Linked DNA regions of Homo sapiens: all the other regions are linked to region 3. Evidence: chromatin contacts called from ENCODE Hi-C or POLR2A ChIA-PET data. All regions are on one chromosome and are shown on one strand. The core of a region is the stretch at or near the end of the contact, and the rest is flanking DNA. Distances in the headings are between cores, read along the strand shown. Region 1 holds the start of DBNL (drebrin like). Region 2 holds the start of STK17A (serine/threonine kinase 17a). Region 3 holds the start of LINC00265 (long intergenic non-protein coding RNA 265). Region 4 holds the start of C7orf25 (chromosome 7 open reading frame 25). Region 5 overlaps OGDH (oxoglutarate dehydrogenase).

The links. Hi-C counts contacts between places; a loop is a spot of excess contacts on that map. ChIA-PET counts read pairs that join two places held with the same protein, here RNA polymerase II (POLR2A). Pooled maps may share reads with other maps.
Region 1: a loop to region 3 is called in a pooled map, with 2.4 times the contacts of the local background. The contact joins the promoter of DBNL here to the promoter of LINC00265 in region 3. A Hi-C loop is called at or near these places in 1 of 50 pooled maps. POLR2A ChIA-PET finds 5 or more read pairs at or near these places in 2 of 52 experiments (B cell and OCI-LY7).
Region 2: a loop to region 3 is called in a pooled map, with 5 times the contacts of the local background. The contact joins the promoter of STK17A here to the promoter of LINC00265 in region 3. A Hi-C loop is called at or near these places in 4 of 50 pooled maps. POLR2A ChIA-PET finds 5 or more read pairs at or near these places in 2 of 52 experiments (CD8-positive, alpha-beta T cell and RWPE1).
Region 4: a loop to region 3 is called in a pooled map, with 7 times the contacts of the local background. The contact joins the promoter of C7orf25 here to the promoter of LINC00265 in region 3. A Hi-C loop is called at or near these places in 7 of 50 pooled maps.
Region 5: a loop to region 3 is called in a map with no recorded cell type, with 6 times the contacts of the local background. The contact joins the enhancer-like site here to the promoter of LINC00265 in region 3. A Hi-C loop is called at or near these places in 2 of 37 single-sample maps with no recorded cell type and 4 of 50 pooled maps.

The regions. Positions count from the first base shown.
Region 1 is chr7:44,043,242-44,046,046 of GRCh38, forward strand. It overlaps DBNL (drebrin like), which reads left to right and starts at 1,461. Exons shown (of 13, transcript NM_001014436.3): 1 at 1,461-1,579. The coding sequence starts at 1,497. It overlaps LINC00957 (long intergenic non-protein coding RNA 957), which reads left to right. Exons shown (of 3, transcript NR_072982.1): 3 at 1,012-1,055. RefSeq lists a silencer at 1,501-1,720 and an enhancer at 1,659-2,159.
Region 2 is chr7:43,581,573-43,584,486 of GRCh38, forward strand. STK17A (serine/threonine kinase 17a) reads left to right here and starts at 1,536. Exons shown (of 7, transcript NM_004760.3): 1 at 1,536-1,877. The coding sequence starts at 1,672. RefSeq lists a silencer at 1,156-1,935 and enhancers at 2,336-2,385, 2,516-2,625.
Region 3 is chr7:39,732,264-39,735,073 of GRCh38, forward strand. It overlaps LINC00265 (long intergenic non-protein coding RNA 265), which reads left to right and starts at 1,305. Exons shown (of 12, transcript NR_026999.1): 1 at 1,305-1,781. RefSeq lists enhancers at 708-807, 898-967, 1,125-2,324, 1,258-1,337, 2,529-2,810.
Region 4 is chr7:42,910,664-42,913,363 of GRCh38, forward strand. C7orf25 (chromosome 7 open reading frame 25) reads right to left here and starts at 1,407. Exons shown (of 2, transcript NM_001099858.2): 1 at 1,252-1,407; 2 at 1-258. The coding sequence starts at 237. RefSeq lists enhancers at 236-933, 934-1,630 and a silencer at 979-1,238.
Region 5 is chr7:44,632,585-44,635,284 of GRCh38, forward strand. The region is part of intron 2 of OGDH (oxoglutarate dehydrogenase); the gene reads left to right. Among named protein-coding and RNA genes, the nearest start is that of OGDH, 27 kb to the left of the region's middle. RefSeq lists an enhancer at 1,547-1,596. Within about 2 kb of position 1,442, at least 31 of the 41 ENCODE cell types and tissues checked have a DNase peak (open chromatin) inside an H3K27ac peak, as active enhancers do.

The DNA.
Region 1 (2,805 bases), core at 211-2,710, 4.3 Mb after region 3:
TATATACATATATGTATACCTATACCTATGCATATATATACATATATATGTATACCTATACCTATGCATATATATACATATATGTATACCTATACCTATGCATATATATACATATATGTATACCTATATCTATGCATATATATACATATATGTATACCTATACCTATGCATATATACATATATGTATACCTATACATATGCATATATATACATATATGTATACATATATACACACATAGTATATATACATATACACTATGTGTGTGTGTATATATATACACATATATATACTATGTGTGTGTATATATGTATATATATACTATACTTTTTTTGAGACAGAGTCCCGCCCTGTAGCCCAGGCTGGAGTGCAGTGGCGCTATGTCGGCTCAGTGCAAGCTCTGCCTCCCTGGTTCACGCCATTCTCCTGCCTCAGCCTCCCGAGTAGCTGGGACTACAGGCGCACGCCGCCACGCCTGGCTAATTTTTTGTTTTAGTAGAGACGGGGTTTCATCGTATTAGCCAGGATGGTGTCGATCTCGTGACCCCTTGATTCGTCCACCTCGGCCTCCCAAAGTGCTGGGATTACAGGCGTGAGCCACCGTGCCCGGCAGGATTTATATTTTAAGGAGGCAGGGGAGTTATTCTCCATGGGAGGAAATAAGCCGTGAGCTGCCTTGCGCTTTGGCATGTTTCTCTATCATACAGATAAGAAGCTAGTTCAGTCAAGTGTATGCAGATTTGTGGATGGAAAAACTGGTGCTCCCAGGAGGAGGGGAGCAGATTGAGGAATTACTGACACCTTCTAGGGGCGACCAGCCAGATGTGCAGGTGAAGCACAAGACAGGTTCTCTTCATGCCTCCACTATCCTGGCCTCGACCAAACTGCAGAGGGAAAAACTCAGGTGAGAGTGAGAAAGCACAGTCACTTTCAGTTAGGTTTGTAGCGGTGTGATCGTCACTTAGCACTCATTTATTCGTGTATTCATACATTTATGCATGTTTCTTTCACAGATCAAACTGTTGAGGGTCCACAAACAGGCTGAAGACCTCGTCTGGAGGGAGACTGCAGTGAACCCAAGATCGTTCAAATAAGCGCATCGACATAACAAGATTTAGAAAAGAATAAGCACGGTGCTGTGAGAGCAGCTAGCGGGGGCTGGACTGGGTCCCTGCGGCCAGGCTTCCAAGTCGAGCTGCCGTTTGGGTGGGACCAGAAGACGGGCTAGTCTGCGCCCCAGGATCCCTCCCTGAGGACAAACAGAAGGCCGGGTCCTCCCTTCTCCCGCTTGTCCTTCGGCATTCGCGGGACCTGCATGCTAGACCAGCTGGCCGGACAGCTCGCTAGGACCCGCGGGTGCGGCTGGCCCCTACCATTTCCGCTTCCTGCCGTGGGGCGGGGTTTCCGGTTGTCGGAGGCGAGGCTTGTCGGCTGTCAAAGGGGCGGCCCGGCCCGGCCCGGAAGCTACAGCAGCGGCGCGGAGACTGCGGGGCGGGCCATGGCGGCGAACCTGAGCCGGAACGGGCCAGCGCTGCAAGAGGCCTACGTGCGGGTGGTCACCGAGAAGTCCCCGACCGACTGGTGGGCGGCGAGACGGGCCAGGGTCGGGCCAGGGGCTGCCTCAGGGGTGGGTCTGTCTGGGGCGAGCGGGGGACTCGGGGGGAGCGGGAGCGCGAGCGCGGAGCGGTGCCCAGGCAGGTGGCCTGGGGCTTACCTGTCTGCCCCTCCACACCGCAGCAGGAGTGCTGTCTCACCCTCGTGACCCCTTGCCCCGCCGATCGTGGACAGGTTAAACCCGGCTTGGGGGGACCCAGTGAGTCCCCGCCCCTCCCCCTGTCGCTCGCCACCCACTGTGGGCTTCGCGGGCTTCCATGTTGGATCCTCGGCCTGGTCGTGCTTGCTAGCTTCGCCAGGTTCTTCTTTCCAGTCCTGGGACTTCCCTGGAGAAGGGGTTCCTGCACAGCCCTCTCTGAGAAGGCGGAAGCCACGCCCGGTTTTTTTGCAAACGCTGTGTTCGGGGATGGGCATTTGAGAGCGGCCTGGCAGCCGGGCTGTGAATGTGAGCCCTGCCCTGGGGGCTTCAGACGAGGAGCTCAGGGATCTGGGTTCTTGGCTGTCTGTGAACGTGGACTTCAGAACTTTCGTTTCTCCAAAAAGTGTACTCTTTCTTGTGCCTGAGCCATGGGAAGATGTACGAAAGTAGGATGCTCGCTATCTATTTGGGAAAAGGTCCCATTTTCCCTCTACCACCCAAGATATCCTCACTTTCCTCTTTGCTTAAATTGTTTTTACTGACCAGTTTTGAGAAATCCCAGTTCTGAGAAATATGCTGAGTATGGTGGGCTAAGGTGACCAACTTTGGGGAATAGAAACTGGGCCTTGGAGTCTGAGTCGTGGTGGGGCCACACTGTGGTCAGCACTGAGGCCCTCCCAACTGTCTTCCCCTTGTGTGGGGGCCATCTCCACTTGTGTAAGTGCTTTCTCATCTCCTCTGCTCTCCGTAGTGCCCAGCACAGAGCGGCTTTTATGCAGTGTACTATTGTGACCCTGAGGATGTTATGGCTTTGCTTTTTCCTCAGCCCTGGGCCATTAGGGGAAGAGCTTTAGAACACCAGTTGCTTGGTTCTATGGGGTCTCTGTAGACTCTCCTGTCAGGTCTGAGTGCCCTGGATGGCACTTATGCCAAACAGCACATCTTCTGTTTTGGAGGCATCTAAAGAAGGATATCTCGTCATTTCCTTGGTGGGGTTTTCTGCCTGCTTTATAATCCCTCAGATTTACCCACGTCAGTCAGTGTTATTTTTCTC
Region 2 (2,914 bases), core at 286-2,785, 3.8 Mb after region 3:
CTAGGGTATAGCTCTTCGGAGTCCCAGCTGAAAGCCTAGTTGCTTACCAGCCCCTCATCATAAATAGGTCCTAAACTCCAATTTTTTTTTTGTCTCCCCAACCCCATGAGATGACTGAAAGCTCTGCTTACTTTCTCACTCTTTCAGCCATGGCTTTAAAATCATCAAATACCTCATGGGAAAAGTGGTGGCTTTCTGAGCTGCCTATCTTTCCAGGATTTCAGTCATCCAAGTCCTTGCTGGGAGAGGAAATTTTTAACTTTTGTCAACTTTTCTATTTTTTCTTAGTGAGAATATTGAACACAAATAAACTAGTATATCAGTGCCAGAAGCAAAACTCCACTGAGACAGTCTGAGTAGAGCAGTGGTGTGATTTGGTTTCGATTTTTAAAAGATCACTCTCATTGCCTTGAAAATGAACTATGCGACATTAGGGAGAAAGAAGGATGGAAGCAGGTGGTCCAGTTAGTAAACTATCACAATAATCCAGGTAAGAGATAACGATGGCTCAGGCCATGGTGGTAAGGTGGAAATAGAGAGAAGTGATCAAACGCCGCATCTAGTTTGAAGGAAAAGACAAGAGGGTTTACTGACAAACTGGAGATGAGCATGAGAGAGGAATCAATGCTCATCCCAAGATTTTTGGCCTGAACAGCTAGAAGGAAGGAGATGAAGAAAACTGAGACGGGGAAAGCTGGGTAGGAGTGCATTCATGAAGACCAATCAGCAACTTACTTTTGTGTATGTTAAGTCTGAGATGCTAATTTGACATGTAAGTGGAGATGCCAAATGCATAGTCAAATACACCAGTCTGAAGTTCAGGGAATATTTGGAAGCTAGAGATACAAATTCTGTAGTCATGAGCATATAGATGGTAATTAAAGTCGTAAGACCGGATGAGAGGACCTCGAAAGTAAATATAGAGACGACTACAGACAATATAATAGTGTCTATTTCATAGGGCCGGTGTGCAGGGTTAATAATATTTATACAACTCTGCCTCCAGACCCCTCTCCCAGTGTACGGAGATCAGGATCTCATCACCCCTCCCCACCACGTGAAGTCCTGCTTACAGCTCAAATGCCTTTTATTAACCGAAGTGCCTCCAGACCCCTCCCCTCCTCACCACGTGAAGTCCCGCTTACAGCTCAAATGCCTTTTATTAACCGAAGGTCAGCTTTTGTGACTCTCAGACGCTCAACAGGTGCGCAACTCTGCTAACGCAGTAGGCTGTCCTGGCCAAAGGGTGGTGCTGTGAGTCGCCTCCAGCCTCCGGGCCGTCCCGAAAGCTGCACCTTCTCCCCCTGAGCTGCAGAGGGCGCGCGTGAGGCATCGGGCGCTCAGGACCCCGCGGGAGCTCAGCGAGGGGGCGGGCGGCCACGGAGTGAGGCCGGGGCGGGGTCGGGCGCGGGGCGGACGTGGGGAGGGGTTGGCCGGGGCCAGAAGCAGGGTGCAGGGCAGGCGCGGGGCGGTCACGGGGGCGGGGCCGGTCGCGGGGCGCGGGGCGGGCCCGAGCTACCGGTAGTCTGCCTGCCGCAGTCCGAGCGCCGCGCTGGGGAGAGCGGGTGTTTGAAGGCTCCGCGGACCGGCACTAGGAGCCGGGGGCGGGTCCGTGACCCTCCGGCTGCTCGGAGTGAACAGGCGGCCAGGAAAGAAGCGGGCCTGAACACCATGATCCCTTTGGAGAAGCCAGGCAGCGGCGGCTCCTCCCCAGGCGCCACCTCAGGCTCGGGCCGGGCAGGCCGGGGTCTGAGCGGGCCGTGCCGGCCGCCGCCGCCGCCCCAGGCCCGCGGGCTGCTGACAGAGATACGCGCCGTGGTGCGCACCGAGCCCTTCCAGGACGGCTACAGCCTGTGCCCGGGCCGGGAGCTGGGCAGGTGAGGACGGGCGGGGCCCGGCGCGGAACCTTCCCGGACGCGCGGGGCGGGACGTGGGCGCCGATAAGTGCCGGCGCCGCGGCGGCGAGGCTGAAGTGGCGTTGCTGCTGCCGATAACGCGCGTTGTGACTTGGCACAAACTTGGGTGCCGACGGCAAGTAGGGCAGCCGAGTCGCACCAGCGCCCCCTCCACGCGCCGCGCCCAGCAAGCGAGTGGTGGTAACTCGATGGCGGTCCCGGAGGCGCGGACACTTTCCTCAGCCCTTTCGTTCTCTGTGGCGTTTCGAATGGCTATTTAACGAGAGAAGGTGCGGGCCGCGCTCTGCCTTTCACCCCGAGCAGCGGGTCTGAAAACCAGAGGTCTGTGGAGCCGACTTTGCATTTTTCCTTCAACTCTTGCGACTTTCTTGGTCTGCCTGTGTGGTTTTAATAAAATACAGCATCCGTTGTGACCGCTTCCTTTGCACCGGCGCTCTGTTACCTTGTGTCGGTCTTCTGCTGAATTCATTTTCGTTTTCTTGGTTGGTTTTCTGCCGTTTTAGTTCTAAAGCATTTAGGTCCCTTTGCTTCGAGTTTAGATTGGTTTCTTTCGTGGGCGCTTGGCCCTTTTCTCGCTTTTTACTTTGCTGGGAACCGATTCTTGCCTTCTCCCCCCACCCCACGCTAGCCCACCCTTTTTTTGTGGGAGTAGAGAGAGCTTACAACTTGGTCTGTAAAGTTGCAGGTGCAGGCTGTTCGGATGCTTTACATTTTGTATGCTGAAGAGGGGTGATCGAGTGATTTTTGTGGGGTTTGGCGACTCTTCCTTGAGAACAGTTTGAAGAAGTTGTTAAATACTCTGGCTTTGGGGGCAGACCTGAGTTCATATTCGTGCCCTTCTTGCTGTGTTTGCCTTTGGAGGGGTTAGACTCTCCAGCCTCACTTTCCTCATCCGTAAAATCGTATAATGATGACAGTACCTACCTCAGAGGTGGCCTGAAGATGCCATGCTTGTCAAGCGCATACCACTGGGCTTGCCACATGGCGTTCAGTAAATG
Region 3 (2,810 bases), core at 55-2,554:
GAGACCTTGTAAGTCTCAAGCCCATGTACTCCTTCCTGGGGACGAGAGATTAGGATACACCACTTCCAGCCCAGCCCCGTTCTTTCTGGAGGAATCCTTGAAGCAGAAACTGAAGGTGAAGAGAACATACAGAGAGGATGGGACAGGATGGACACCAAGCTGGGGCCTCAGGAGGCGGCCCAAAGACCTCAGCCCCGAGCACTGCAAAGGAGCAGGTTTCCAGATATGGTCAGGGCACCATCAAGAATGGATACCCTTTCTAGGGCCATGTCTGGTTATAATCTGTTCACTTTGTTCAGTACAAACGATCACTTCCAGAGCAGAGGCTGGGGTGGAGAGTTTGGAATTTAAGTTTTAACACGTCCTAGAGCCAGTCTCCTTGAGGGCAGGAACCTTATTCTCTTATTCATTACTGCATCCCCAGGCCTTGGAAAAGGACCTGGCTCATAGTTGGTTCTTATTAATTCTGAGAAGGGAAGGAGGAATGACTTCCTTCCGGGGACCCTCCTCAAGCTGGACTGAGCCAGGTCCTATGACCACCTGCGGAAGAGCACCGCAGGGTTTGGGGCCATCTGCAGCAAGACAAGGTGTCATTCAGGCTCCCTGCAGCTCAGCTCTAGCCAATTCTCCTCCTTCCCGCCATGCACACTGCAACTAGTGGAGCAGTTTTCCAGGGTGGCACTTCCCTTTCCCACCCTCCCCCGTTAGGAAAAGCCCTTCTTCTCCTGAGCTCCCATCGCTGCCTGAACCCCACTCGGCCTGGCCCTGCAGAAGCGAAAGCCAGGGACCGGATTTCTCCTGAAGTCTTCTCTGCCAACGACAGTTCCTCTTCCACTCTCCCCCACCCAAGGGCCGCTCCTCTTACAGTAGACAGCGGTGCCTGCATCGAAATGGAATTCAGGAGGAGCACGTGAGGGGGAGGGGAGAGGTGCATTTTGGAGGAACTTGATAGGAGGTGCCTTGGGACACCCTGGAGGCGACGAAGCTGCGTCTCTCAGACTGCCACTCTTACTCCTCGCCCTGTAGCAGAACCCCAACCCCCGGCCTGAGACTCCAGGGATCGGCTGAGCTCGCGGGCTAACGCTGTGAAGCCTGCCCAGCTACCGTGACGTCACGAGACCCCCGCTATCTCGTTGGTGGCTATTTCCTCTCCCGCTGTGGTCCCTGGAGACGCCGGAGGAGATTTCCGTGACAACGGCAAGCTGGCTGCAACGAAGCCGCCCACGTAGGCCTCCCCGGCCTGCTGGAGGAGAGGGGATCCCCCGGGGCAGAGGCGGCTACACCCGGAGAACCCGGAAACCGGAAGCGCAGATCCTGCCGGCTCTGGACTAGCCGCTCAGCACCAGGGCGGAAGGAAGACGAGGCGAGGCAAGCGCCAAGCTTCCATCCGGACTTCAAGGCCAGTGGCTGGGTCTGGTTTTCTCAACACGGCCTCCTAGTCTCCTTCCCGCTTGGGCATCTGTTTTTCTTATATAGACCCTGAAGCCGCCCGTGATGTTCTGTAAGCAGGTTCCGCTTCAGAATCAGAGGTACTTAAGAGGGAACCTGGATGCTAGACCTGCCCTTGCTGCTGGCCTCAGTTTCTTTACCTGTAAAACAGGGATTTTGGAACTGTTAAATTAAATCAAACTTAAAAGAATTACAACTTAAAGCTGCTGGAACTTTACATGATCCCGAGCCTTGAGAGGAATGTGGCTATGCAGCCTGAGTCATGTGGCATGCAGATGCAACCTCTGCCTTTTTCCGCTGTAAATAATTAAGAAGACCAAGTAGCATCCAAGGTAAGACCCCTTTAGATCATTGTCCCTCCTCACAGTCATAATCTTCCTTGGAATGTAGCAATCTGAAACCAACCACATCGTTGTAGGTATGCAACTTGCATGCACATTTGTAATCCTGCTGGAATGTCCCTGCCTCCGTCTATATAATTGAAACCTTAACTTCACCTTGGAAACGCTGACATCATTTGTTTGGAGTCAGCGCTTTCCTGGATGGCCATCCTCAATCTTTGTGTTTAAATAAACTCTATGCTTATTTACATTTTCTGAACTTCATTGTTTAAGGTTGACAGAATGCAGGGGGCAGGGGGACAGTGCAGTGGAGGGACATTAGAACCCCTAGAGTCCTGTGACTCCCAGTCAGAGGGGTCGCTCAGCTGCCAGGTGTCTTTCAAGGGTTCAAGATGAAGTGACGTGCCCCAGGTCCCACAGTGAGGAAGTGGCTGAGTCAGAACATAGGTAATTTCCAGAGCTTCTAATTAGCAATTCACAAGGAGATCCTTCAGAGCCTCTGCTTCCCCATTTGTAGAATGAGGATTGTAAACCCTTCTTCAGTGGGATGCCCCTAGAATTATGTGAAACCACTACAAAAAGTGCCAAACACATGGCTTTTAATAAATGGCCATTATGTCTTTAATTTTTAATAAAGAAAATGGGTTCTTATTAAATTTGTATTCTGTGTTGGGTCATAATGCTTATTCTTCTGTTAACTCGTTCCTCTTTAAGCTAGTCTGGCTTCCTGGTCTTCCTCTCTCCACCTCACCTCCCACTTCTGGAATTCCTAGGGCTTCAGCTTGCTTCTCTCTTACCCTGGTCACTTCACTCTCCCCTCCAGTAGATCTTGAGAGGTCTGTACCTTAATTTGCTAGTCTCCTTCCCGTTCCAGGCATCAGTTTTTTTATATATAGATTTACCCTAGGCCAGGCACAGTGGCACACACCTGTAATCCCAGCACTTTGAAAGGCCAAGGTGGGCGGATCACGAGGTCAGAAGTTCGAGACCAGCCTGGCCAACATGGTGAAACCCTGTCTC
Region 4 (2,700 bases), core at 157-2,656, 3.2 Mb after region 3:
TGCTGATTCCACAATGGCTCTCAGGTGTGTTAGGTTAGTGCTCTGTAAATGAGACTCTTTAATAGCTACTTTCCCAGCTTCTACTTTCTGCAAGAATTTTAATTCTGCCTTCAATTTGCTGCACAGCTTTGCACCACCTTCTATGCCACCTTTTCTTGATCTAGAAAGTGATTCTGCTCTCTTGATCAGTTCCTTGGCTATGGCGATTCGTTCACAGAGCATGGAATGTGCAGACATGCTGTCAGCATTATTCCTTTCCTAGGGAAAGAAACAAGGCAAACTTCAGTAGTCTCCTAAAATTATGACAATCAATTCTTCACTGGTGATTAAAAACTTCAATCTAGCAACACAGCTTATGGAGGGTGAGTCTATGAACCCGGGCTTGTGTATGTCTCATTCTGGAGTGACTGCTTCCTCTGATAGCTAAGGAAAGGATGGCAGCTACACTTTTGAACTCTTCTTTAGGTACGTCTGACACACTTTAGACCTTCATTTCTTCAGCTTGAAAGCCATGGGGACACAGCATGGTCCTAGGTTAGGATACAATGCAAGAGTTGGGCAATCTGCTATATAAATAATTCCCTTATGTCTATCAGCGGCCTGTTTAACTGCTGAGAAATTTTAATAAAGGCGACAAAAATGCCGAAAACAAAAATACACACAGACTGGCTAGTTAGCAAACTGTCCAAAGCAAGTGTCTGTCCTAAACTGAGCACTTCAGCCTCCCTAACCTTTTCCTCCTTCCCGAGTTGGTCTCCTTCAACCGGCTGCCTCATGATTTCCCCCGAGGCTTGGGGTACTTACGCCAAAAAAAATCAACACTGCCTCATTTCTGCATTTGACGTCAACCCAGACTATTTTAAAAGACCGAAGAAGACCACCAACTTGCGTCCCACTCCCACTCCGACTCTGAAGGAAAATCCGAAGATGAAACTAAACTCCAAGGCTGCAACCCGCGGCGGCCGTGCAAGCGGCCCCAGCGCAGGTCGCCGGGTGGGCGGGCCAGAGGCCGGCGGGGCCTTCTCGGTGGGCTGCGGGGCCCTCGGCCCTGCCCGGCCACCTGCACAGCCGGGCCCTGCCAGGAGGGGCCGGGGCCGAAAAGCCCCCACCGCCAGCGCCGCGGCTCAGGGACCAGGCGCTGATAGCGCGCGGCCGACCCCCTTCCCGCCGGGCCGGCCCTGCCCAGCCCCCTCTGGCCTCAGAAGAGGCGCCCCGCTCCCAGCCTCCCCGCCTCGCTCCCCGGCTCCTCACCGGCAGCGCCAGAACCGCGAGCGCGAGCACGCAGGCGCGTGCACGCAGAGGCCGGGACCCGCCGGGAAATCTCAACCGGGCAGCCCCCACCCCGCTCGAACGCCGAGGCGGCTCCACCCGCGCGAGCCCCGCCGCCTCGGGCACCTCCTGCATCACGTGGTTCCGGGCCGGGTGACGCCAAACCTGCGATTCCCAAGCGGCAGCGCGGCCTCCCGAGCCGGGTTGACGCTGGCGTGGCGGCCATGTTTATTGAGGGCACCTGGCTTCTCCCGCTTGCGCCGCCGGGTGAGCCTGAAGGCGCGCACCCACCTGGCTCCAGGAAGAGGGACCGAGCTCGCGTGCTGGGCCTCACTCCCACTGGGGGCGTCGGCCACTCGATCGCAACCGGGTCGTAGGCATTTTGGGGGCTCATTTTAACAGAAGAAACGCTGGAGAAGCTTGTCAGAGGTGACAGCTGAGAAGTACTGCCTCTGGGACTTCTGCCTCCAAGCCAAAGCACTTTCCACTGCATTGTCCTGGGCCCTCCAAAGAAAGTGTGCTGTCCTTCTGAAGAGAAGAAATGATTGCATGGCTTCCGAGGGGCTGCCATATTCATATTACTGTAGTAGAGTGTCCAGAGTCACCCAGAAAGATTAGGGCTGTAAGAAAGTAAAGCTAATTTAAAATATTAAAGAGGACTTCCAGTTATAATTAATCCTGTGTATCCTGCTCCTTCTCCAAACTTAACAGTAAAGCAATGCTCCTTCTCCAAATAACAGTAAAGCAATGACAAAGGGAACAAACAAAGGCAAAAAGAACAAGAGAAGAGATGACTGCAGACCGGTTATACCAACACATTTTTGGAGGACAAGAGCAATAACTTATTCAGTCCTTACAGCGTGACAGACATTGTTCTAAGTGTTTTACACATTGTTCACTCCTTTAAACAACCTAAAAGGTAGAGATATTAAGTATGCTTTACAGATAAGTGAGCCATAGGGAGGTTACCTGAACCCAAGCACCCTCTTTGCAGATGGTGTCAGGAGAACTGAGCAAACTGCTTGTAGAAGGGGATATTTAGCCACTGATTCACAAAGCAGAACCCCAGAAAGCTTCAGGTGCCTTGAAGGTAGAAGGGAGGGCAGTAAATTGTTCAGGCAGAAGACTAGTTTAAGATGCTAAAGACAGGGCATCAGAGGGATTCCAGACACAAAGCCTAACAAAGGATGAGAGGTGCCATGATGTTTTCCTACTGAATAGTGCAATGCTAGCAGCCCCCTTCTCTGCCCCTCCCATAATGCAGGCACCCCTCTACCGCTCCCTACCACTATCTCCCCATAACCCTATTTTTCTCTGAAGAAATGAGTAGACAAAAGACCCTAGAGAAATGGCTCGGCAATACCAACATTCAGCATCCCCTAGTGTGAGCCTCACGAACACAGCATTTCCCAACGTTTTTGTTATTTGAAG
Region 5 (2,700 bases), core at 192-2,691, 4.9 Mb after region 3:
GAGCCACTGAGCCTGGTGGATGTTTTTTGTTGTTGTTGTTATTGTTGTTTTGAGATGGACTTTCGCTCTGTCACACAGGCTAGAGTGCAATGGCACGATCTCGGCTCACTGCAACCTCCGCCTCCCCGGGTTCAAGTGATTCACCTGCCTCAGGCTCCCAAGTAGCTGGGACCATAGGCGCGTGCCACCACGCCTGGCTAATTTTTTGTATTTTTAGTAGAGACGGGGTTTCGCCATGTTAGCCAGGATGGTCTCAATCTCCTGACCTCATGATCCGCCTGGTGGATGTTTTTAATGATTATCCTTTTGTACTGTACTTTAAGAAAAAAAAAATTTTGTTTAATGTCAGAAATTGAAAGGGGAGAGAGATCAAAAATACCTTAATGGGGCCAGGCACAGTGGCTCACGCCTGTAATCCCAGCACTTTGGGAGGCTGAGGTGGGCAGATCACGAGGTCAGGAGATCGAGACCATCCTGGCTAACATGGTGAAACCCTGTCTGTACTAAAAATACAAAAAATTAGCCGGGCATGGTGGCGCACCCCTGTAGTCCCAGCTACTTGGGAAGCTGAGGCAGGAGAATGGCGTGAACCTGGGAGGCGGAGCTTTTAGTGAGCCAAGATTGAGCCACTGCACTCTAGCCTGGGCAACAGAGCGAGACTCTGTGTCAAAAAAAAAAAAAAAAAAAAAACCCTCAATGGGAAAGTAGACTCCAAGAGTGAAAAGGAGCAAATTGTTCCAGTGAGTTCCATTCTGTAGCACAGGTGGCCACAGGTGCTTGCCTTTGAGGAAATGAAAGAGCCATGCTTTGTAAGTCAGAGGCAGGCTCAGCTTCCCCGCACAGTCTGAAGCTGGGTGGCGGTGAGAAATTACTAAAAGGTTAGTGCCGGTTTTTTAGATGAAGTCATCATGTTATTAAAAAATAGTCTGTTTAGTCTCTAGGTTACTGTTCTCTGGCTCCCCTCCCCATCCAAGACTCCCTTGGAGGGAGGTTTGAGGACTTTGGGATTCTCATATCTCTTCGCGTCCATGATTGGATCGTGAGGTGAGGAGATAGCCTTTAGAACCCTCTCTTTGAGTGGTCAGTCACGTGGTATTCCCTCTGAAACCCTGGAGCAGATGCTTTGTGTAGCTGGGCTGGGGTTCCCCCAAATAGGGTTGCATAATTATTGAGGACAGATGAGGCCTCAACCAGACGACCACAGGTGACCCCAGACTGTGGGTCTTCCTCACCTCCTTGAGAGTTGCAATTCTGAGAGCTGATAAAATGTGCCATTGTGTGCAGATCTGGGTAGTTTGAAGCGTTCTCATTTCCTGAGGTGTGTCAGAAAGACTGCGTGAGAAAGGGGTCACAGTATCTTGGATGTCATCTTTTCATGCAGTAAAAAGTCTGGTTTCCATGAATGTTTGTATAACAAACCACCTCAAAACTTGGCACCAGTGTAGCATGTCTCATGACTCTGTGGGTTGGCTAGGTTTCCCCACTCCTCCCACTGCCAGCTCCCTTGGAGCTGAGGCTCACACCAGGCTAGAAGCCATGAAGGCCTCTGATGTGTCTGGCAGTTTGTGCTGGCTGTTCACTGGGCCCTGCCATCCTCCAGTAGGCCGGAGCGATTCCTGCACAAAGTCCCAGAGTAGCTCCAGACAGGGAAAAGAAAGGCTGTGGGGCCTTTGAGGCCTAGGTCCAGACCGTACACTGCTACTCCCCACGCCATTACCTTGGTTAGAGCAAGTCACAGACAACCCTTAGGGACATCCGTTTGGGGAGAGGAAAAGGCATGGCCACTGGACAGCCCTCCACAGCTCTTTTCATAATGACCTGATAGAGCAGCCACCTTTAGTCTAGTGCAGAATCCCAGCAAATATCATTCTGATATCAGTAGATTCCATAGGGCAGAGCTGAAGCAGCTGTTCTTTGCTAATCTTGGAAGTTTATTGATGTTTTATTTACACACCTGTACAGACAGAAGATAATAGAGATTGTTTAGAAATATTCTGTCACCTATAATGACTAAGCATTGCTATAATGGAGCATGTGGTTTCCTTAATTGAAGAATACCTAAATAGAAGCCCATTCTTAACTGGCCTCAGTATAAACAGCTTGTAGTGGCAGGTCACCAGGCCTGGATCACAGTGCCCTACCTTGTTTTTGCTTCATAGGCAGAATGGTGGTAAGTGGTACTCTGGCCTGGGCAAGGTCTGAGCAAGGCCTGCATTGATGGAGGGTCCAGAGTCCAGCTCTACCATCTGCACATTTTCTTTGGAGACTTGTGCTTAGCCCAACAGCATGAATCATTTGCTGAAGGCTCTGGAGGTGGGCATTCCATCCACAAGTCTCCCCAATAGGGAGTACCCTGTTTGGACATACAGGGTAGTCACACATATGGGTTTTAAATCTTGTTCTTAGGATATTTTCAGGAAAAGCTCTGGCCCACACGTTTAGGACCATTTCCTGGGCAGCATTGGAAGGAGTGGTAGAGGTCATGCAGGCCTGCCCTGTCTTGTGTGCAGGAAAAGAATGAGTTGTTGGTCTACACTGAGGCCGGGATGGGAGGCCTGCCCCTTACAGCAGCGCCGGCTGAACTCCAGGCTGGCTGGTCACATGGTGCCCAGCAGCTGACTTTTTATCAGCTTGGCTGGATTAGAATGAGCTGAAAGAAGAGCCATACGCCGGTGTTCCTTGGTTACATGGTGCCCTGTA